Regions from separate parts of the Mus musculus genome. Here regions 2 and 3 are each linked to region 1. A link is a loop called in an ENCODE intact Hi-C map of the cell type or tissue named here. Cell type or tissue: heart. All regions are shown on one strand.

Evidence for each region. Peaks named below come from ENCODE experiments on the same cell type or tissue, not always from the same donor. Only the 100,000 strongest peaks of a DNase experiment are listed, where the experiment ranks them.
Region 2: a loop joins it to region 1, with 8 times the contacts of the local background. A loop is called at or near these places in 37 of 42 quality-filtered maps.
Region 3: it touches region 1 in a loop (5-fold over the local background); 9 of 42 quality-filtered maps call a loop at or near these places.

What each region holds. Positions count from the first base shown.
Region 1 is chr6:70,807,356-70,815,355 of GRCm38, forward strand. It overlaps Gm30331 (a long non-coding RNA gene), which reads right to left and starts at 7,436. Exons shown (of 5, transcript XR_869164.2): 1 at 7,155-7,436; 2 at 2,015-2,210; 3 at 1,755-1,881; 4 at 1,446-1,628; 5 at 1-405. In heart, a CTCF peak has its summit at 4,681 (motif pointing right); DNase peaks (open chromatin) are centred at 4,686 and 5,396; H3K27ac peaks cover 1,224 bases.
Region 2 is chr6:70,877,326-70,885,325 of GRCm38, forward strand. Eif2ak3 (eukaryotic translation initiation factor 2 alpha kinase 3) reads left to right here. Exons shown (of 17, transcript NM_010121.3): 4 at 1,510-1,643; 5 at 4,159-4,393; 6 at 4,940-5,102; 7 at 6,270-6,410; 8 at 7,445-7,567; 9 at 7,836-8,000. Among named protein-coding and RNA genes, the nearest start is that of Gm23346, 26 kb to the left of the region's middle. In heart, CTCF peaks have their summits at 3,802 (motif pointing left) and 4,035; a DNase peak (open chromatin) is centred at 3,816.
Region 3 is chr6:70,917,976-70,925,975 of GRCm38, forward strand. Tex37 (testis expressed 37) reads right to left here and starts at 947. Exons shown (of 4, transcript NM_028825.3): 1 at 869-947. In heart, a CTCF peak has its summit at 4,031 (motif pointing left); no DNase peak of the experiment used is centred here; H3K4me3 peaks cover 575 bases; H3K27me3 peaks cover 1,509 bases.

The DNA.
Region 1 (8,000 bases):
TCCATCATGTGACAATAAGCCATAGCCCTTGCCAAACGCCAGACTTATCATAGACGTCCCAACCTCCTGAACAATGAGAAAGAAATGTATGTTGTTCATGTTCTCTGTTCTTGTTAGAGCAGCACAGAGCAGGTTGGGGGATCTGCAGGCCTGGTTTTATGAGCCCTGGCAGAGAGTGGTTTAAAATACACAACTTTAAGGCCTTTAGAGTACAGGACCAGAGCAGGATGACAGCCCCCAGGGAAAAGATGTATTAAGTGTCATTCTCTGTGTGGTAAAGGGCAGATATTGGAGATAGAAGGAAGGAGAGTCTTGAAGCTTTGGTCGGAAGCCAGTCCGGAGGAGGTTTCTTCAGAGGCTTCCCCGCGTCAGCACTCTCTGAGCACCCAGCATCTCTCTGAAAGCCTGTGGAGAAAGCCACACCAATTGAGAGCTTTCTGTTGAGGAAGCCTGAGCGTCTGAGCTTGTTATTGAAAGGAAAGGTCTCAGCTCAGGACCCGCAAGACCAAGCTCAGGGCACAAAGGAGATTTCTTTGTCATGGAGGAACAAAGGGCAGGTGTAGGGGACAAAGACAGAAGCTAGAGGAAGAGGAAGAGGGGGAAGGGAGCAAAGGAGAGGGGAGAAAGGGTGCGGGGTGGAGGGGGGTAAGGGGGGAAGCATTTGTCCAGGGTGGAAATAAGGGACTGGATAGAGAGGAGACAGACATGGCAGTAGGAAAATGGTAATTTATAAAGGTTCAGTGGAAAGCCCCATGTTAGGATAAGGTAGTTAATTTTAATTGGGAGTGTTAATTAGGTGAGCAAAAGGGGGCTTTTGATCGCTGGACTTCAATACTTTATAGCCAGACCCACATAGAAGACCTCAGGAGAAGGAAGTGACCAAATAAGGGAATAGACCTTGGTGGCTAGCTTTAGGTCTGTAATTTAATAGTTTTGTTTTGGTTTAGTTTGGTTTGGTTTGGTTGGTTGGTTTGGTTTGGTTTGGTTTGGTTTGGTTTGGTTTGGTTTGGTTTGGTTTGGTTAGTTGATTGGTTGGTTAGTTTTGTCTTTTTGCAATGCAAAGGGAATGGGGAGAAGGGCAAGGCCTGCAAGAGCTATGCTTGGCCTGCTTGAGCTGGCCAGAGTCCAGTCAGGTCTTCCATTCCCTTGGGTCTCTTGCTCACCTGCCCCAAAGTTAAAAGGGGATGGGCCTACATCTGTGGCTCCTGTCCCTTCATTCTTGCTGGTTCTGGCTTTCCCAGGGTAAGGTGCTCCTTCTAGGGAAGTCTTCAATATGAAAATCCTTCATTTCTAGGTAACAAAACCTGGCTCAAAGTGGCCATAGGGATGGCTTGGTTCCCCAAACCAAATCATTTTCACCTCAGCTTGAATAGATTTCAAAAGACATGCTTTTGCTCAGCATCGACTCTGCCTCTGGGCTAGCTCCAGCTTCAGATGGACTTTACCTCTGTGCCCAGACATCTGCCAGAAGCATCTGCAATGTCTCCCAGTCACCAAGCAAAGGCCTCTGCTTCCCTCTGTCAGCCTGCAGCTCCGAGCCCAGGGTTGAGGTAGTTTCAATACCTTTGTGTCACTGCAACACAACACTGTCATCTGCAAGGCTCACGCTGGGGAATCATGCAACGGAGCTACAGAAACAAACAAACAAAAGTCAGATTTCAGCTAAGGTCACAGTTCTGTGTTGGTCCACATCCGTAGCTGGGGTCGTGCAGGTCGGGCATTGGACACCTACCTAGGTTTCCAACCAGACTTACCCAGAATCTTCAGCGGATGAGAATCATTTCGCATTGGCAGGTTTTCTTTAGTCTGAGACCCAAATCCTTGAGCTAGAGTTACTGCATTCGCTACATTCCTTGTTGTGAGGTAGACCTGACATAAGGGCTGGAGGAAAGGAATGTTGTTTGGACTCACATCCCCTGTCCATCCTCAGAGGCATGGCGGTGGGAGAGGAAGAGCTGGGGGCGGGGGGGGGGGGGTCCTGCCTGTTCACATGGGAGCACCAGGGATTGCTTACACTAGAACCAGAGGCAGATAGAACCTCCAAAGTCCAGTTCCCAGTCATGTACTTCCATCAGTAAATCCCACACCCCAGGGACGTGTGTCCTCTCTAAACAACACCGTGAGCTGGCACCAAGAGTCCGAACATATGAGCCTGTGGCTGACACGTCACATTCCAGTCAGAACAGTCCTCTTCCTTGGGAGCCCATGAACTGCAGGAAGGAAGTGTGGGATAAAATTAGGTAGCCCTCCTTTGCTTTCGTCTCACAGAAATTCTTTTGCTCTTTTTAATCCTTCTCCTGCCCCTTTAAGATCTCTTCTTCCTTTTTCATGGTCCCCGTTCTAGTTGGGGAAGGATTCTTAAGTGGGCGCTAAAAATAATCTGTAAAAGAAAGACTGATAAATTGAACTTCACCAAAATTAAAACTTTTGCTCCATAAAAGACTTTGTACCTTGTTGTGTGAAACTAACTACAGATGTAGAGATAGAGATAGAGATAGAGATAGAGACAGAGACAGAGACAGAGACAGAGACAGAGACAGAGACAGAGATAGAGATAGAGATAGAGATAGAGAGATAGCAATACAGCTGGAGTATAAACCATATGGATCTAAAGGATATGTGATCACTAGGGCTCAATAGTAAAATCAACACAAAAGTCAATTATAAAATGGGGGAACACATGTCTTAGTTTCATGTTGCTATGGCAAATACCTTTCTAATTAAGAGTCTCTTCCCAGGCTAGAGTTTAAGAGCACTGACTCCTCTTCCAGAGGTCCTGAGTTCAATTCCTAGAAACCACATGATGACTCACAACCATCTGAAATGGGATCCTATGCCCTCTCCTGGTGTGTCTGAAGACAGTGACAGTGTACTTACTACATAAAATAAATAAGTCTTTGTTTGGGTTTTTTGTTTTTGTTTTGTTTTGTTTTTTTCAAGGCAGGGTTTCTCTGTATAGCCCTGGCTGTCCTGGAACTCATTTTGTAGACCAGGCTGGTCTTGAACTCAGAAATCCACCTGCCTCTGCCTCCCAAGTGCTGGGATTAAAGGTGTGCACCACCACCGCCAGGCAAATAAGTCTTAAAAAAAAAAAAAAAAAAAAAAAAAAAAAAAAAAAAAAAGAGTCTCTTCCCAGATTGTCTAGGTGGCACATGACTTTAATCCTAGCACTTGGGAGGCAAAAGGAGTCAGATCTCTGTGAGTTTGAGGCCGGCCTGATCTATAGAGAGAGTTCCAAGACAGCCAGGGCTACTTAGAGACCCTGTCTTAAAACAAAACAAAACATTTTCAACTAGAAAGCTGGCTCAGAAGTTAAGAGCATATCTTGCTCTTACAGAAGGCCCAAGTTCAGTTCCAAGAACCCACACTAGGTAGCTCACAATTGCCTATAACTCCAGCTCCAGATGTTCTGATGGCCTCATCTAGTCTCCATGGGCACACACACACACACAAATTAAAATAATTCTTTAAAAACCCCCACCACCAACAACTAACCAGTATAACATAAAAATGGCCTTCCATAGAAGAGGACATAGTGGTGTCAAAAAAGCATGTGAAAATATGGTCAACATTACTAGGCCTTAGGAAATGTATATGAAGACCTCAATGAGAAATTATATCCACACTGTGTGTGTTTAATCTCAGCACTTGGGAAGCAGAGATAGGCAGATGTCTCTCAGTTCAAGGCCAGCCTGGTCTACAAAGCAAGTTTCAGACCAGTCAGGACTACACAGTGAGACTCTACTCTCAATTAAAAGAAAAGAAAAAACAGGAAAAGAAAAGTAAAGAAAAAGAAAGAAAGAAAGAAAGAAAGAAAGAAAGAAAGAAAGAAAGGAAGGAAGGAAAGAAAGAAAACATTATTGCATACCTATTATCCTAGTTACTTTTCTGTTGCTGTGATAAAACACCATGACCAAGTTCTCTGAGGCCCTTTTCTAGTCTCTGTGGACACACATTCTCTCTCTCTCTCTCTCTCTCTCTCTCTCTCTCTCCCCTCCCCCTTCCCTCCCCTCCCCTCCCTCCCTTCCCTCCCCTCCCCTCCCCTCCCTCCCTTCCCTCCCCTCCCCTCCCCTCCCTCCCTTCCTCTCCCTCTCCCTCTTCCTCTGCTTCTCCTCCTCCCTCTCCCTCTCCCCCTCCCCCTCTCCCTCCCTCCCTCCCTTTCTCTCTCTCTCTCTCCCTCTCCCCTTCCTTCCCTCCCTCTCTCTCTTTCCCTCTCCCTCTCCCCCTCCCTCCCTCTCTCCCTTTCCCTCTTCCCCTCCCCCTCCCTCCCTCTCTCTCAAACACACACACACACCAACTTATTAAAAAATTTTTATTTGTGCTTCCAGTTCCAGGGAATCCATGAGTGAAGACGTGGCAGCAAGAACAGGAAGTTGAAGCTTCACTTCCTGTGGTGCCAGCACCAAGCAGGATAATATCTAGAAGCGAGAGCTTGTGAGGGAGACCTTATGTATGGAATGTTTAGTTCATAAGACCATCAGCAGATTTTAGTGTAGGGTCTCTTTCTTTACCTCATCACAACTTCATATGCAAACATTCATAAGTAGCATAAAATATTCTTTGTCAGATTTTTTTCTATTTTAGTTGTAATAAATAGTGCAGAGACTGATAAGTTTTCCAGATATTACAATCTACAATTTAACCAACATGCAAAGTGGGCTTTATCAGCTCGCAATGCTTACCACAGCCACCAGGTGGCAGACCAACCCCTGCTGACTGGCTGATTTGGTCCACAGGAAATGATGACTAGATATTTTTAAATTGTGAGCTTCTTCTGTTTCCCCCGCTGTGAAGACTTTCTGAAGCAATACAGTTTCTTTAAATTTTCTGGCCCAAGGGTTTTGAAAACGATCCAACAGTACATTTATTTAAACTTGGTTCAATGGTCTATCAAATATTTACCAAGTTACCACAATTAGTACCTTACAAGGATTTGGGGCCTGGATTGTATAAAATACCAGCTGTCCAGCACATTTGAGTTGAGTGAGCATAAGGTAGGTGTGTGTGTGTGTGTGTGTGTGTGTGTGTGTGTGTGTGTGTGTGTGTGTGTGTGTACTGCAGGAAGTTTCTACAAACATTCATGATTAAGTCCTTAGCTTTTCCAACTTGGGGAATGCTTTGAAACACACTGTGAACACCCGGAATTCAGTTTGAATTCCAAACTGACTGTTGAACTTCCTTCAAAAATCTTTGGTCACAGAATAACTAGCTTGATGACGTTTTCTTGAAACCTTCTCAGCTTGAATCTAAAAGACTCACGTCTCACAAAACTACAAAATAAGAACAGTTGGTTGGCCACAGTATGGGCTTGGGGTGTGTCTCTCCCAGGCTAAGGACCTGTCAGTGAGAAGCACGGGGGTGGATTTCAGCATGACTTTCTCCTCTCTGGCTGCTAAGCCTGCCCTGTCATGAGAACAAGCCAAGAGGGGCTCTGTGTGCCGCTGTCAGATGACCTAAAGATGCCCTTTGAGTGCTGGGACAATATCCATAGGCAAGTCTGAGTTACCAGAGCCTGAAGAAACACCACTGTGAGAGGGGAGGAGGGACTGCAGCTGATCCTTGAGAGAAAAGGAGAGGAAACACTGTGGGCAAAGAGAGCAGCCAGCAGGAAGGAGACAAATGAAATGTAACCTTCCTCAGAACCAGAAATGCTGGGGGTGGTGGGTAGGGAGGTGGGAGAGGAGACTAACAGGGCAGTGGAGTCTGGCAGGTGGGAGGTGGGACTGACATGTAGGGGGTGAGACAAGACAGGTGTGGGGACACACTTCTTTAATCCCCCCCACACTCAGAAGACAGAGGCAAGCAAACCTCTGAGTTCAAGGACAGCCTGGTCTACACAGTGAGTTCTAAACGGAGAAACCCTGTCTTCACAAAACAAAAACAAAACAACAACAACAACAGAAACCCCACAAAAAAACAACAACAAAACAAAATGAAAAACAAAAAAAGGTGGAGACATGTGGATTTCTGTAGTTCAAGGGCAGCCTGCTGTACAGGTCGAGCCACCGCCATCCAGGACCACACAATAAGGCTACACACTCAGACTTGTTTCCAGCCCTGAAAAGGTCACATTTTAGAGTCGCACAGAGCCTGCGGCATTGCTGGGGAGTCTGGAGAACAGTGTATGAGCTCCTAGAGACACTCAACTTACTTTGCACATCTAGGTTGGATGTAAGGATGCAGGCAGAGATGTGGAAATGAAATTTGGAGGACAATTGGAGAAGAATTGGCCAGTTAGTCCATAAAGACCAGATGTGGGGAAGACGCCTTTAATCCCAGCCCTTGGGAAGCAGAGACCAGCAAAGCTCTGTGAGTCTGAAGCCAGCCTGGTCTCCATAATGAGTTCCTAGACAGCCAGAGCTACATAGTGAGAGCCTGTCTCAAAACAAAAAAATAAACAAAAATAAAAAACAAAACACCCACCCTGTCAGTCTCGCTTTGAGAAATACACAGTTAGCATGTTAAGAGTAGCCACCAACGTTAGGAGAATTCAGCAAAGGCAGAAACCCTGGGCCCAGATGGCTGTCCCCTGCAAGATTCCTCTCAGAAAACTTGGACACGGGAGCATAGGGAGACGGTGAAGAGAGGAGGAAGCTGGGGCTCGTCAAGGTGTGTCAGCAGACAACCTGTAAATCAATAATGGGCACACTGCAAAGACTACACACGTTTCAAGGTAAACACGGCTCTGGGACCCGGGGCCAGCTGCCTCTGTATCAGTATGTTTGCTCTGGCAAGGAACAGAATGGGAACAGACACAGACAACCCGTGACGGTGACTCATGGTTCAGCTACTGACATCACCTGAGAAGGGCAGCAGCTGGGAACAGGGGTGAGCTGCCACCCAAACATCCACGGGAGAACCTAGACCCAGCCTGGGCTAACCACAGCCTCGTTCTCACTTCCTCCTTCAGTGAGGTACAGTCGCATTTCACATACCTGGGTGCTGGGGGCACAGATGTCTAGAAAAACAAACCTGACCTTGGCAGCTCTGGTCAACCTGAGACAAAGCTGACCTGGGAACGTGCCTGCCGTGCAAGCATGGAGACCCGAGCTGGCATTTCCAACAAACACAACGCCTGGATGCAATGGCGCACATGTAGAATCCTAGCACTGGGCACCTGGAGGCAAGTGGATCGCCAGAGCTCAGTCACCCACCAGTCTAGCCAATCAGTGAGCATCAGGTTCCGTGGAAGATTGACTCAAGCTTTCAGTGGAGACCCATAGAGAAGGACACACAGTGTCAACCTCCGGCCTCTACTTGCAGTCCTACAGAAAACCCCAGGACTCCCGCTTTCTGGAGTCACCCATACTGGGGTGGGACTTTTGAGTCAGAGCGGCTCCTGTGAGCAACTCTCAACCCATATTCCTGTGAGCAACTCCAATACATTCATGGGTTCACCGAGTTGGACTTTGATCAGTATTTTGGTCTGTTACTGATTCCCTACATGGAGTGATTAGACATTTGTTTACATCTCCCTGGCAACAGAGTCTCACACAAGAGCTAGTGATGTGCCCATGAAGAAAGGGATGTCAAGACAAACATATTTTTAAAAGTCAGTTGACAAAGATAACCGAAAACCCTTCTCAACCTGGGCTACATGTAGCCCAGAGAGCTCCAGAAAATCCCATAGGATACAAATGCCCAAAAGATCAAGTGCTATGTAACTGACTGTAACATGACATGTAACATAACTGGTGGCCAAGAATTTGGAGTTTATGCCTTTTCTCAGTTCACTAGCCTACTCCCCCTTTCCAGCAGTGGATTAGGAAAAAAATCTTAATAAATTCTCCCGCTGTTTACTAATAATGATGCATCCCAAAGCCGGGCGTGGTGGCACATGCCTTTAATCCCAGCACTCCGGAGGCAGAGGCAGGCGGATTTCTGAGTTCCACCCCAGCCTGGTCTACAGAGTGAGTTCCAGGACAGCCAGAGCTATACAGAGAAACCCTGTCTCGAAAAAACAAATAATAATAATGATGGTGATGATGATGCATCCCTGG
Region 2 (8,000 bases), 70 kb after region 1:
TAGTAATAATCCTGATGATAGGAATAATTGGTGCTTGTCTATCTGGTTTGGCTATAAAATTGCCCAAGGAGAGAGTGCCGCTCACTAAACAGTAAGGAAATGGAGACCTTTAAGGGATTCAGAAACTCCAAGTCAGATTTGCCTCAGATCAGGCTGATGGTAAAGTCATTGATGGCCTAGATTCTCTCCAGCAAGACTCCGGGATACAGTCCAGAGTCTTAGTCCCTGGATGTATAGACGTTTTCTGTATAGATTTACACTATGAAAGGGAAGGCTGGGGGCTGGAGAGATGGCTCAGCGGTTAAGAGCATTGACTGCTCTTCCAGAGGTCCTGAGTTCAAGTCCCAGCAACCACATGGTGGCTCACAACCATCTGTAATGGGATCTGATGCTCTCTTCTGGGGTAGACAGCTACAATGTACTCACATACATAAAATAAATAAATCTTTTAAAAAAATATTTAAAAGAAAAAGAAAGGGAAGGCTGGGAGCAGGACTTCTTAACCTGAAGGTTCCTAGTTCAGTGGCCCTCTTCCAGGAGCCAGGCTCTCCGCAGCCTGGGGATTAAGGATTCCATGCTATCCAGGATGGCCATTGGTGCTTTGTTTTGTTTGAAATTGAGCTGTCAGCCTCCCTTTATGTTAGTATTCTCCTCTGTAAAACAGCAGGGCTGACCAGTCCCGCGGTTCTCTGCCTGGATGTTCTGCTACGAGAAGTCTGGGATCCCAGCATGTTTCTGTCTTTTCTGAGGATTTCAGTTTGGATCCAACTAAGGAGGCTCTGTTTTTCTTCAGTCAAAAGACATTAGGGCTCAGAGTTTTAAAGCTGGATACGTAACGCTAGGTGGGGATTGTGAGGCTGAGTGTTCTTTCGCCTCATCGGAGCTTTAGTAATGCCGTGTCTGCAGAGATACAATTGGCTATTCATTTCTTCTTTGGAATTCCCCATGGAATTCCCCAAAATAGGGCTCAAATTATATAAGTCCTTAAAATCATCCATTCCCTGAAATAAACATTGTTGGAACTTTCATGGTTCTAAGTAACTCATTTTCCGGTTTAGGAATCTAAAGATGCCCATAACTTAGGTATTTCTTTAATTTCATTTTACTTTTTTAAAAATTGTGAGCCCAGCATGGTGTGTGCCTTTAATCCCAGCACTAGAGACAGAGACAGGCAAATCTCTTGAGTTTGAGGCCAGCCTGATCTACAAAGGGAGTTTCAAGACAGCCAGGGCAACACAGAGAAACCCTGTCTCAAGAAAAAAAACAAATTATAGAGATCGTGTGCTGGACATACTGGCACACATTTCAATCCTAGCACCTGGGAGGCAGAGGCAGGTGGATCTCTTTGAGTTCAAGACCAGCTTTAACTACAAAAGTAAGTTCCATGCCAGCCAGGGCTACATAGAGACAGGGTGTGGGTGGGTGGGGTGTCTGCCTGCCTGCCTGTCTATGCCTATCTGTCTGCTGTCTTTCTTGCTTCTTTGACTTATTTTATGTCTGTCTTTTCAGCTGAGGTATATCTGTTCTGCCTTGGGATGTCGCCGATGGGATAGTGATGAAATGGAAGAAGAGGAAGACATCTTGCTTCTGCAGCGTACGCAGAAGACTGTGCGAGCTGTCGGGCCTCGAAGCGGCAGTGAGAAGTGGGTATCCGAACATCAGGAATGGCGTTATTTAGAAATTCCAAAAGCTGGTCATGCGGTGCACACCTTTAGTCCCAACAGAGGCAGGTGGATAAAAAGGGGGATGTGACTCCATTAAACCTAGGATTTCTTAAAGACTTTCCTTTGTACAGATTCTGTGAATCCAAAGCACAATGTACTTTTTTTTTTTGGTTTTTCGAGACAGGGTTTCTCTGTGTAGCCCTGGCTGTCCTGGAACTCACTTTGTAGACCAGGCTGGCCTCGAACTCAGAAATCCGCCTGCCTCTGCCTCCCAAGTGCTGGGATTAAAGGCGTGGGCCACTACCGCCCGGCTACAATGTACTTTTAAGAGAAATGAATGCCTATGTTAATCTCAAAGATGTGAGGAGAAAGCCCACAGACCCAAATCATCATGGCTGCATTAGTTACAGCTAGCTTTTTTAAAATTCATATACACATTCTGTCTACCCATAAAGGCAGGGCTCAAGAGATCAACATCGGGCACGAGGGAGACAAGGTTTTTATAGTTCTGGAGTAGGGGTTTCCACAAATGGGGAGTTTGACAGGCAAAATTGGCAGGGTTATAGGAACAGGATTTAAACATAACAAGTTAGTCATAATGACCTGAAACAAAGACCTGATTGCAAGGAGGTGGTCCTTGCTAAGAGTAGGGTTGCAAGATGGTTATAACAACTTTTGAAACAAAGACAAGATTGCCATTCCTGGAACTGGGAGAACAAAACCATTAGTAATTAAGGTTACAGGTAGGGCATAGCCCAATTCTTGCAAAGCAGAGATTTAATCATAAATAGGAATGAACCTAGTTAGTCTTTACTATAAGATGGTTTTCAAGCCTAAAATGGGCCAAACAGCATCACATCGTGTGCTGCAAGGTGTGGTAACCAGGAGTCCCATGGAGTGAATGTATTTTTAGCTTAGTCCTTGGTCAGTGACATTTGGCCTAGTAACATGACTGATAGAAGTTACTTAATGGCAGGACACTTGAGTGTCTAGTGGATGCCTTGGTCGTTTGTCTCACTAGCCCTATTTTATTTTATTTACCTTTTCATTTTTGCAGTGCTGAGGATCAAGCCCAGCTCTCCCCACGCGCTAGGCAATGTTCCATCACTGATCTGCCGTCCCAGCTCCCAGCTTCAGAGTAGTCACTTACTCTGCTATCTTTAAAAGTACCAGCCATTCATTTGACCTAACAAATAATGAGCCCCTTATGTAATTTACCACTTAATATATGATTCAGCTGTTAGATACGCTGGTCCTCTGTCATGTCCAGACTTTCTCAGCTTGATATACTAAGCTCTGAGTCACCTGTGTAGTTAAAAAAAAAATCACTTTAGATCCCATCTTGATATTTTGAAACTGAACCACTTAGAAACTTTTGTCATCTGATGAAATAGAATTGAGGCATCTGTCCTGAAATTTGCTTTCAAACCCAATTAAGAAAGTATTTCCTTTTTTCTGTTTTTGCTGGCCTGTGAATAGAGATTTGTATTTGCCTGCCAGAGTTTATCCTACTGGGATTGTTAAATCTGAGAGCTCTGTGGGAGCACAGGTGCAGTTTAGTAGATTTGTGAGTTACCAGAATCCAAAGAGCAAGCGTGGGCCTCTAATTCTATTGAGAGAGAGAGAGAGAGAGAGAGATCTAATCTCCATATTCCTTAAACATAAATATAGATGTATATATATCAACATTTCCAAATTCATAGCTAGACCATTTTATAATCTTAGTGACTGTCATTATAGTTAATTATGTGTGTGCATTTCCTGCTCCCTGACTATAGAGAAAACATTGCTGGATAAGACAGACATCTAGGACAGAGGGAATCATCTGTCATATCTTGGTCAATAGAGAACAAAAATGGGTTTTGCTTAGGTGATTGAAGAAGTTCCATTGGAATCTAAAAGTAATGTATACAGCTTGCCTTTTACACTGGTTTGTTGGGGTGTACTTTGCTGCACTTGAATGACATGTGCTCAGGTAATTAAGAAATTAAGGCCGGCTGCAAGTCACCTCATTTTAATGTGATTTTGTTGTGTTTTATGAAGTACATGTTAATTTTTGATAGAACGTCTGGCCTTAGGTGTTTACTGTCTACGGCCTCAGAATAGCTGCTTGCAAAGGATCAGCCACGGCTCTCTGAGGCCCTCTTGTGGTGTAAATCAGCATTGCATTCCATTTCAAAAAGTTAAGATGAGCTGGGCGTGGTGGTGCACTCCTTTAATCCCAGCACTTGGGAGGCAGAGGCAGGTGGATTTCTGAGTTCAAGGCCAGCCTGGTCTACAAAGTGAGTTCCAGGACAGCCAGGACTACACAGAGAAACCCTGTCTCAAAAAAAACAAAAAACAAACAAACAAAAAAAGCTATGATGATGTCTTCTCACAAAAGTGTTCTATTTTCTTCTTCAGTCTAAAAGCAGTACTGTATTATTTGCGTGCTGTATTATTTGGTCCCTTCATTTAAACGTAAGATTCTAAAACACACCTTTATAAATTTAAGGTGGAATTTCAGTGTTGGCCACTTTGAACTTCGGTATATTCCAGACATGGAAACTAGAGCCGGATTCATTGAAAGCACCTTTAAACCGGGTGGAAACAAAGAAGACTCTAAAATTATTTCAGATGTGGAAGAACAAGAAGCCACCATGCTGGACACAGTGATAAAAGTTTCCGTTGCTGATTGGAAGGTCATGGCGTTTAGTAGGAAGGGAGGCCGCCTGGAATGGGAGTACCAGGTATCCGAGACCACAGACTCAGTAGCTCTGTCCCCAGGTTTTGTTTGACCATACACATTACTAGAGGGAGGTAATGCCATTTTGGAATCTCAGGTATTTTTCTCTGCTTTAAAACTGTGACTTTAAGAGACATTTTGTGGAGCTGGCAAGATGGTTTAGTCAGTGAGTATTTGCTGTGCAAGCCTGAGGACCTGCGTTCAGATCCCCATCACAACATGAAAAGCGAGGCCTGAGGTTCCAGGTCTGTTCCCAGCCCAGGGAAGGCATAGAAAGGCAGGTCCATGCTGGTCGGCCCCGTCTGACCAGTGGATTCCTGTAATCCTGTAATTCCTGTAAGAGAACCTGAATCAAAAATTAAGATGGAGAAGCTAGAGAGATAAATGGCTCAGTGGCTAAGAGGAGCTGCAGCTCTTGCAGAGAACACAGACACTCACAGAAAGGAGGGAGAGGGAGGGAAGGGGAAGGAGGGAGGGAGAGAGAAGGCATTTACAAGCGGAAATCTGTAAATTCCGCTTTCGTTGCTGACTGCTTCTCTCCTCTGTCTAGTTTTGTACTCCCATCGCGTCCGCCTGGCTGGTGAGGGATGGCAAGGTCATCCCCATCAGCCTGTTTGATGATACAAGTTACACAGCCAGCGAAGAAGCCTTGGGAGACGAAGAAGACATTGTAGAGGCTGCTCGGGGAGCCACAGAGAACAGCGTGTACTTAGGTGGGTAGCGTTAGCCAGGAAAGGCCCACTGACGCCCAGCGTGCTTCACTGGCGGCCCTTTCTACTTAGTTTCCGAGTACTTTCTTTGCCTTACTTTCCCTTAACGTCTGTGCCTTGATTTGTATTCCTGCGGTTTTTCCGCTTGTCCAGTTCTGCAACCTGATTAGTTTACTGTGTTCTTTTCATCTGAGACACAAGTTAGAAAGGCTCAGAAATGCCCTCATTCTGTGGAGCCGTGGTTCTCAGCCTTCCTAATGCTGTGACCCCCGGTTCCTCATGTGGCGATCCCGAACTATAAATTTGTTGTTGTTGCTACTTCATAATGGTAATTTTGCTACTGATATAAATTGTAATGTAAATATCTGTGTTTTCTGATCGTTGTGGCAACCCCTATGGAAGGATTGTTGGACCCCCAGGGTTGAGACCCTCAGGTTGAGAAGCACTACTCTAGAGACTGAAAACCTCGTCACATCTGTGCTGTTTGCTTTCTTCCTGCAAGCCACAGTTTGTTTATTTCATGGCATCTTTACAGCTAAACTGAAAAAAAACAAAGCTCTCCTGTGATTCTGTACTACTGAGCATATCACATAAATACATTTTGAAATGTTTGTATCTGTTTAGGTTAGCTTGGGTTATTGAGACAAAATTATATAAACTACATGCCACCCATACTTCAACCCAGTCTCCATGAAATGCCATGATCTGAAGGAACGAATGTCTTTGACAACATGAACAAGTCAAATATATCACTAAATAATCAAGTCATGGAAATAAAGAGCGCCCTCCTTTTCGTAAAATAAAGTAAAACATGAGCATGACTTGTAGCATTGGCCACACTGTTATCACGGCCCTGGCATTAGAGTTGTTTAGATAAACTTCCTTTACAGGCTGTTGGAAGCACAGAAAGTCTTATTTTTTGATGTTTTGGTGGAAATGGTTTTGTGTTACTGAAAAGGTGCTATTATTCAGTTCGGGGAACATTGTAGAGGCTTTATATATATATATGTTTTTCGGTTTTGTTGAGTCAAATGTAAATGCTTTGAGCATCTTCCCTGGAAAGAGCTATGTAGCAAAGGAATAACATTTGTCTAAGTGCATTAAATCAGAGCAAACTTTTAAGAACTCCATCATGTGACTGACATGTTTTTGACCATGTGGTTGACCCAGGGATGTACAGAGGCCAGCTGTACCTGCAGTCGTCCGTCAGGGTCTCAGAAAAGTTCCCTACAAGCCCAAAGGCCTTGGAGTCTGTAAATGGCGAAAATGCAATTATTCCTCTGCCGACGATCAAATGGAAGCCCTTAATCCGTAAGTCACTTAGAGACTTTACAAATACTACTGAAGTGCCTACTAGGTAAGTCAGGTGTGGTAGCGTGGGCCTGCAACTTCCTAGCACTTGAATGTGGAAGCAGGAGGTTCATCGACATAGTGAGTTTGAAGTCAGTCTGGGTGACAGGAGACCCTATCTCGAAACAAAAAACAAACAAACAAACAAACCCAGCACCTTTATTCCAAGCACCTGGGAGGCTGAAACAGTGGGATCTCTGTTAGTTCATGGTCAGCCTAGTCTGCACAATGAGTTCCAGCCAACCAGGGCACAGTAAGACCACATCTCCAAGACCAACTAGCAAGCAAAGCATTTAAAACAGAATAAGCCAGGCCATGGTGGTGCAGAGGCAGGCAGATCTCTGAGTTCGAGGCCAGCCTGGTCTACAGAGCATGTTCCAGGACAGCCAGGGCTATACAGAGAAACCCTGTCTCTCAAAACACAAAACAAAACAAAACAGAAAAATAAGTGTATGTAGGTAAACAAGTTACCTGGTAATCACATATTTTTGAGACAAATAAACAAATTGAAGTACTGGACCAAATCCTTTAGTTTTCTTTCTATACCTTTTGCGTGTTTTTATTGTAAATGTTATACTTGAAGGGCTTCTTTTAAAATTTTGTTTGAGTTTAATTTTATTTATGTGGGTTAGAGTGATCAAACTCAAGTTTGAAGCTTCGATGTTAGATGCCTTTACCCAGTGACCCAACGTGCTGACCCTTAAGCGATTCTTTGGATGAATGACCCTTTCTGCATCTGTTGTTTTGAGATACGGTCTGACTATGTTACCCATGTTCATCTCCCTACTCCTAAGCTCAAATTGTCTGCTTCACACAGATGTGGGTCATCTTCCTAGTGTAGGACCTGATTGCGTCTCAGTAGCAAGGATGTCTCAGTAGCAAGGCTCTTTGACCTGTGTTCTTGAGCTGAGCTGTGGGCAAATGTCAGCTAAGTGAATGAATGAGCCTATGCCTTTCATTGAAGTCACGTGGTTAATAGTGTACGTTCTCTTTAGATTCTCCTTCTAGGACTCCTGTCTTGGTTGGGTCTGATGAATTTGACAAATGTCTAAGTAATGATAAGTATTCCCACGAAGAATACAGTAATGGTGCACTTTCAATCCTCCAGTATCCATACGGTAAGTGTCATTTGTCTCGTGCAGTTATTTGAAATTAATTAATAGAATTAAGACGAAGTTAAATTGGCTGGGTGGTGGCAGACACACCTTTAATCCTAGCACTCGGGAGGCAGAGGCAGGTGGATCTCAGAGTTTAAGGCCAGCCTGGTCTACAGAGTGAGTTCTGGGAGAGCCAGAGCTACACAGAGAAACCCTGTCTTGGAGTGCGGGGAACAGAACTGTTGCAGTTGTGTTAACAGAGAACCCCTCGTGACGCTTGTTTTCTCAGATAACGGTTACTATCTGCCATACTACAAGAGAGAAAGGAATAAGCGGAGCACGCAGATCACAGTCAGGTTCCTGGACAGCCCCCACTACAGCAAGAACATCCGCAAGAAGGACCCTATCCTCCTGCTGCACTGGTGGAAGGAGATATTCGGGACGATCCTGCTTT
Region 3 (8,000 bases), 110 kb after region 1:
CAACCAAGGGGCAGAAGCCATGACTTTACAGCATCCACCAATCCTTGTGGTGTAAATCCCCAGCACGGCCATTTCAAGCTTGCTGATGCTGAACTGCAGAGATGTGATACAGTGGGATCTCAGCCAGTGGGAATCAGGGCTCACACTGTCTAGAGGAGGCAGGCCCAGATCTGGAGCTCCAACAGTTCAGAACAGGATGTCCAAGATAAAGAACGTTGAGTCACATTCTCAAATAAGGATAAACATGAAGAGCCAATCCTGTCTCTCATGATCAACCCTGAAATCTTCAAGGAAACCATGTTGTGGGTATCTCTGTCTGTCTGTCTGTCCGTCTGTCTCTCTCCCCTACCCTCCTTTCCTCTCTGATAGGTTTTCATACAGCCCAGGCTGGCCTCAAAGCTGCTAAGTAGCTGAGAATTACCTCAAACTTCTGATTTTCCTATCTCAACCTCCTGAATGCTAAGATTAGAAACGTGTACCACACAGCTTCAGTCTCAGCCCATATGAGGCAGAGGCAAGTGGATCTCTGCGAGTTCAATGCTGGCCTGGTCTACATAGTGAGTTCTAGGCTAGCCAGGGCTACATAGAGAGACCTTGTCTCAAAGACAAAAACAAACGTAACCAAAATGTAAGTGTGCACCACCATGTCTGGGCTATGCTGAGCTAGGAATTGAATTCAGAGCCTCATATACTAGGCAAGCACCCCACCAACTAAGCTACATCCCCAGCAATCGCTCCCTCATTTCATTCCCAGGACTACTCTGTCCATGCTGGTCAGCTGGCTGTGGTACCGGCCAGACCTCAACTGATATCCCATGTTTCCTCTTTTCTGAATACAGACAGGATTTCACTTTAGTTCCAAACCTACCTTTTCCTTTGGCAAGACACGATGTTCTTGCCCTTTCAACCCCAGGTGCCCCAGCTGTATGGAGAGTCCTGTTGGCACTGCCTTGATGACTTATCACCCCCTGAGACCAGCCCTGACCTACACAATTGAAACTGCTTTGTTCATCTTGTCTGGTCATTGTGATGTTGGTAGCTAGTCAGCTCTCCTCATGTCAGTTGCCCTATCCCTGTCTTACCCCTCCGGGAGTCTCAGGACATCTGGACCAACTGGATCAGAATAAACCTGGCTGACTGTATGACACCAGAGGGGAGATGCTTTCAAGACTCTACACATCAAGCTTTTGCCAGGAGGGGCATTTGGTTGATGACGTCAGATTAGGTTTAACCAAACCCATGCCCTGGCAGGTTTCCATCATCTTAGAACCTGGCTCAACCTATTTGTCAAAAGCTTTTTCTCTTTTACTTGTACTAACAAAGCTATTTAAAAACAAACAAACAAACAAACAAAAAACCCAAAGCAGAAAATAGCAAGTGTTGTTGAGAATCTCATACACCGTTGGTGATAGTATCTTCAAAGGTAAGCACAGGGGCACACAAGATGCTTGCCCCTAAATGGTACTACCTGTGTTTGAACCTGGGATTTACATGGTGGAACAGAGAGCCAGTTCTTGAAAGTTGCCCTCTGACCTCCACATGAAAATACAGATATAAATAATTGTTTTGAAAACACATGGAAAAGAGCGATGTGGTCTGGAAAATTCACTTATAGTCCTATAGTATGAGGAATTAAAAGCAGAGACGCAGAGGTACTGGGTGCTACTGTGCATAGCAGCAGAATTCACGGTGCCTAATTGGCCAGTAGTTGCTGAAGGGGGTCACCCAAATGGTTCAAGCATACAGAATGAAAGGCGTGTCACTCAGTGCCACAAAGGAACAAAGTTCTGAGCCGTGCTACAGAGGGAATGAAACTTGAAAACATGCTGAGCTCAAAAACTAGTCACAAAAAGACAAGCGCGATTGCCAAATGCAGAGGCAGAGTGAGAAATGATTGGTTTTTATTTGGCACTTAGGAGAGCAGCCTGCACGAGAATCTGGGTGTTGTTCATGAAGCCTGGGCAGGTTCCTTCATTCCAGAGTCCTTCACTGGGGACTGAAACCCTGTGTTCGTCAGTCTTTCTTACCACAGACAACAGCACAAATGATCACACTCTACTAAATTTAGCAATGCAATACAGCACGCCCCTTGTGTACACGTGGTATATATTTGTGTGCGTGCACGAGCATGCTTATATGCATGTGGAAGCCAGAGGTCAGCACCACTCCCCACCATAGCTTTGGAGACAGGATCTCTCACTGGGTGTAATCTGGGTAGGCTAGTTAGCCAGTGAGCTGGAGGGTTCTGCCCCTCTGCATCCACAGCATTGAGAGCACAGATGTGTTCCACCGTGCCCAGTGGGGGATCTGAACTCAGGCCCTCATGCTAGTGTGGTAAACACTGTATCCCCTAACTGAGCTTCCCCAGCCCCCTCGGTTTTTTTTTTTCAAGTTTTTGAACAAGGTTTCTCTTGGTAGCCTTGGCTGTCATGGAACTCACTCTGTAGACCAGGCTGGTCTCCAACTCACAGAAATCCACCTGCCCCTGCCTCCCAAGTTCTGGGATTAAAGGGGTGTAGTACTACTGCCCAGGGTTATATGCCTCTCAAGAACAAAAGTATGAAACATGTTTTTTCCCATAATGCTTATTATCATATACTTTACTGACATGCAAATGTGTGTTTTCTACATTCGCATTTGCAAGGGATGAAAAAATACTCCAGGAAGCAAATTTTGTCTTGTTCATTTTGTATCGCTTTCCCTGCATTGTGCAAGCTGATCCTCACTTCAAGGGTCTTCCCATCTCAGCTTCCAGAAACTCCATCCTGGGTGTGTACGTGTGGTGCATTGTGTAGGGTAGGGTAAGACATATGAAGTAAAAATGTAGTAACCAAAAGGACTGTAGAAACGTGGTTGTGCTAAATTAAACAACACTTAAAAGGTTGAAAACATAATGGAAACTTAAAAGGCTGAAGAGTGAGTGACCTTTGTGGACAGGCTCCAATAACCCAGATAGCAGGAGCAACCAAGGATCTCAAGAACACCATTTGTTCTTCAGTCTCGTCCCTTCCCCTTCCCCCCAGGGACAATAGTCACCTCCAAATTGAGAAAACACTTGCCCAAGCACACTCACAGATTTGGCTGTGACAAGCAAAAGAAGTTCTCTGCGTTTAGCTACTTGACTCCCGACTCTAGTCAGTTGTAGGAGCTGCAGAATGCCCCCAACGCTTTTCTTAGTGTGAATCCCACTTCAACCCCTGTACCTCAGAGGGAGAGTCGGGTTCCCAAATTTCTGTTTATGCAAATTCAGCCTGTTAATATCATTAGGTCAGGAGGAAATTCTTCCAACTCAGGAGCCCTAGTTCCTCGAGGCTTCTATTAAAGGGATTACAATCCACTTCCTCCCTAGAAGGGCTAATGCGCCACGGGAAGCCTCCAGGCCAGAGATTAAAGCATTTATGCCTTTAATTAGGAGCAGCCTTTCCCCGAGCGCCCGAAACACAAACAACCAGGCCACATTACAAAGCACAATGCCCTCTCCTAGATCCTGGAGGGCGTGGCACCAAACAGGCATTTCCCAAAGTAGGGCCTTGTCCCCAGGCTCTCCGCACAAATTAAGCCCCCTTCACTTCAAGAACAAACAACCAGGTAAGGCAGATGCAGGGCCCAGCGGGGCCAGAGGAAGAGGTCTGGTTAAGATCCAGGTGGGATTGCCATGTCTCTAGGATGCGCTATCTAGTGAGGATGCTGCACTCTCTCACAGCAGGGGATCGTTAGCTTTCAAGGAGACTGCTGTGGAAATGACAGAGCATCTGTGCCCATGCGATGCTGTTGCACAAGGAGCACACAGGCTCTGTCCTTTCCCAGTCCTGATGCAGCCCTTGAGGGTCCCCGAAGGTCTGGGTTTCTCCAGGAGCAGCCGAGGGGCCTGTGTTTCAGTTGCCTGGGATTCATGATTATTGGCCTGCTATCTGCCTTCTCCTTTCTTTGTCGCCAACCCTAGAGTAATCTACACTGAAGCCACTTCTCTAGCAGCTCAGGATTCTTAGGACTGAAACGGGAAACCGCGTCGTTAATGTCGCCCCCTGCTGTTCATATAGGAGAAAGCAGCGGTCCAGAGTTTTTCCAGGTGCTTGGACAACGCAAGGCAGGTGGGGGCTCATTGTGTAGGAAAAAAATACTGTCAAGAGTCCCTGCAATTATTAAAGAGGCCTAAGAACTTGAGGCCTCTCACTTCGTTGCTCAGTAAAATATCTAGCAGGTACATCCCAAAGGAGCCCTGAACTGCTGAGCAACACACCCTAGATACAGTTCCCCTTTTACGTGGACAGAACTATGACAAAAGTGTCATCTATAAGTTAGGCACCGTGCATTGTTAGAGACATCACAATTAAATAGAAATATGAGAATAATTGACTATAATAAAGTTTATTTAAGGCTCACAAACGGAGCCAAGCGTGGCTAGTACATGCCTTTTATCCCTGGCATTGAAGAGGCACACAGAGAGAAGCAGGTCTCTGTGACATAGTGAGTTCCAGGACACCCAGGGCTATGTAGAGAGACTCTGTCTCGATAGATAGATAGATAGATAGATAGATAGATAGATAGATAGATAGATAGATAGATAGATAGATAGACAGATAGACAGATAGATAGAGATACAGACAGACAGATAGGTAGATAGCATGATAGCGCAGCCAGTTAAGGCCAAGACACCTCACTAGCCTCAAAACTCTGTCATGGGAACTTTCTTCCACACAGTCCAGGAGGGTGACACTGGCCTTTTGTCCTAGCACAAAAAGAGGAGGTGGAAGCAGGAGGAATTTAAGTTCATCTTTAGTTATATAGTGAGTTGGAAACCACCTTGGTCTATGTGAGACACTGTGGCAAAACAGATAAACAAAAACTCAAAGAGATCTGACAGCCTTCTCTCTTTTTGCTCTGTGTGGACCCTTAAGTGGATTGGACGGTGCTACCCCCACTGGGAAGTAACGTGGTCTCAGTATAGTCAGAAATGCTACTCTATCTGATACACGTTCAGAGACAACCTCCCAAATGATGTATTACCAGCTAGCTGGGCGTCATCCCTCAGCCTCGTTAGATGGGATTTACCACACATGGCTAGCTCAGGGTCACTCGGCAACTACAGTTGAGCTACGTTATTTTCTTCCTGAGAATAACCTCACGGAATATGTGTATCAGAACCACACCTGGTTAGGTAGGCCTACTAGAGGCTGAGGTAGGAGGAGCATAGGTTCAAGGACAGTTTGGGCCACATAATGAGGACAAGTCTGTCTTAAAAGAAAAAGCAAAGATAACAAGAAAAGAGTGCTGGGGTTATAATTCAGTGGTAGAGCTTAGCGTGCATGAGGCCTTCAATTCAATATTCAGTATTGAGAAGTAATAAAGCTACTCCATCTCTAGTATGCTTCAACATACTGAAAACATGATCATTAATTTTTTTTTTTTTTTTTTTTTTTTTTTTTTGCTCTGGCTGTCCTGGAATTCACTTTGTAGACCAGGCTGGCCTCGAACTCAGAAATCCGCCTGCCTCTGACTCCCAAGTGCTGGGATTAAAGGCGTGTACCACCACCGCCCAGTTGATCCTTAATTTTTTTTAAAGATTAATTTATTTTATTTTATGTGCATGAGTATTTGCCTGCATGCTTATATATGTGCACCATGTGCATGCCTAGTGCCATGGATTCCCTGCAGCTGGAGTTACAGATAGCTGTGAGTTGCCACATGGATGCTGGGAATTGAACCCGGATCCTCTAGAGGAGCAGTCGGTGCTCTTAACCACTGGGCCATTTCTAAAGCCCTCGAGCATTATAAGTTTTTAAAGATGCATTTATTTTATTTTATGTGTATGAGCATCTTGCCTGCATGTACATATGTGTATTGCATTGTGTGCCTGGTACCTGAAGAGTCCAGAAGAGGGTGTGAGGTTCCCCTTTAACTGGTGTTAAAGATGGTTTTGAGCCACTAAGTGGGGTGCTGTGACTCAAGCCTGGGTCCTTTGCAAGTGTAACAAACACTCTAACCACTGAGCCATCTCCCTAGCCCAACACGGACATTGTTTAAGAAAAACACACAAGCGAACCAACTATCTTCCTAGTCTACTATCGGAGACCGCTGTGTCTTTAGGTTTAACTTATTTCTCCTGCCTAACAGTCACGTTATTAAGCTATCCAGTTACAGGGCCAGTGAGATCTCTGGCCAAGGCTTGCTGCCACGCCTGACAACCGGAGTTTGATACTCAGAACTCCTATGATAGGAGAACTGACTTGTGAAAGTTGTTCTCTGACCACACATGTGAATGAATACTCATCAACACACACACATACACACACACACACACACACACACACACACACACACATCAATATATGAAACAATATACTACTTAATAAAATAAAAATTTTAAACTTATCCAATCATAGAAGCTAGGCATGGCAGTGCATGCTTGCAACACCAGCACTTGGGAGGTAGAGGCAGGAGGATCAGGAGTTCAATGACATTCTCATCTATAAAGTGAGTTCCAGGTCAACCTGAGCTATATGAAATTTATTATTTTTTTTAAAAAGGATCCAATCCGAGTTACACCTGCTTCCTGATGTATAGTTTCCTGTACTGAAATGAATTGAAATGAAGAATTGCATGTTGCTTCTTCATGCAATATTATTAGGTGTCTTAACTGGCATAACCTTTGAAGGTGATTGGCTATATCTGCTCAAAAGGCCAAGGCTCTAGTCTTTCATCTAGCACTTGCCTCTCTATATGTCGTCTAACAGCAACAATTGATCCCCTATGCAAAGAGAGGCGTGATATGGTTCATTATGACTCAAAATCACAAAAATCTGTATGTACCTAAATCTACTTTTACAGAAACTAACACTAATTTAGATGCATGCAAATTATAAAACATTAGTGATATTTAAAGAAAATAAAATAATTCATCAGAAGGATTGCTATGGAAAGATGCCCAGGACCATGAGAAGAAGAAAAAAACATTTCGTGAAGATAGTAAAATATAATTTTGATATCTTTGAGGATAAATAGATAAGGTCTTCCTGCCTAAAATCTTGGAAACAAGGGCTGGAGAGATGGCTCAGTGGTTAAGAGAATTGACTGCTCTTCTGGAGGTCATGAGTTTAAATCCTAGCAATATATGGTGGCTCACAACCATCCATAATGAGAAACAATAAACAAACAAAAACCAGACAAATAAATAAGAAAAATAAAAAGCTTGGAAACGAAATGGAAATGACAGCTGTCAGCATCTCTACCCCATAATAAGCGTAGGATTGTGTCCTGAGGGTGGTCAGTAAGGTCCCATTGCTACTCCTGATGGCAGAGATAATGGAAAGGAGTTGATGCCACAAAGAGCTGAAAGCACACTGCTTCTGAGAGATCTATTTCGCCCAACCATCACTGCAGCATATTATCTGAGCTTATTTTGCCTCCTGGTTCCTCTGTCAACTTTCCTAAATTCTTTCAAATGCTTTTTGGGCCATGTGTCCAGGGTCAGTGCTGGGTCAGGCCATTTAGATGTTGAAAGGGTAAGGTGGTCAGTAAGTCACACCTTCATTCTCTGCGTGCTCGACCTGGCTGCCGATGTGTAATCTCAAGAGAGCATCTCCCTTTATGCCATCACATTGGAATAAGGTAGAGAGAAGAGCACCTTCCCTGGGAGTGGTGTTGACAGACCAGCAAGTCACTTTAGGGTCAGCCGGCCTGCTCGCACCTCAGAACATAGAGCAGGCAAGGGGAGGCTGAGGAAAAGTCACAGAAATGTTGGCAGTGAGGATCTTAGCATGTGGCCAGTACTCCTCAAGTGGTGACGATGAATAGAGACTGCCTTGCCCCATCCCAGATTCTCCAAACCAAAATTTGATGGGGAAGGCAGGGGAGAAGCACGAATATTAATTTTTTTTTCCCAGAGAAAGAGGTTTTGTGTGTAGCCCTGTACTGGAATTCCTCCTGCAGGCCAGGCTGGCCTCAAACTTAAGAGATATGTCTGCCTCTGTCTCCTAAGTGCTGAGATTGAAGGCATGCAT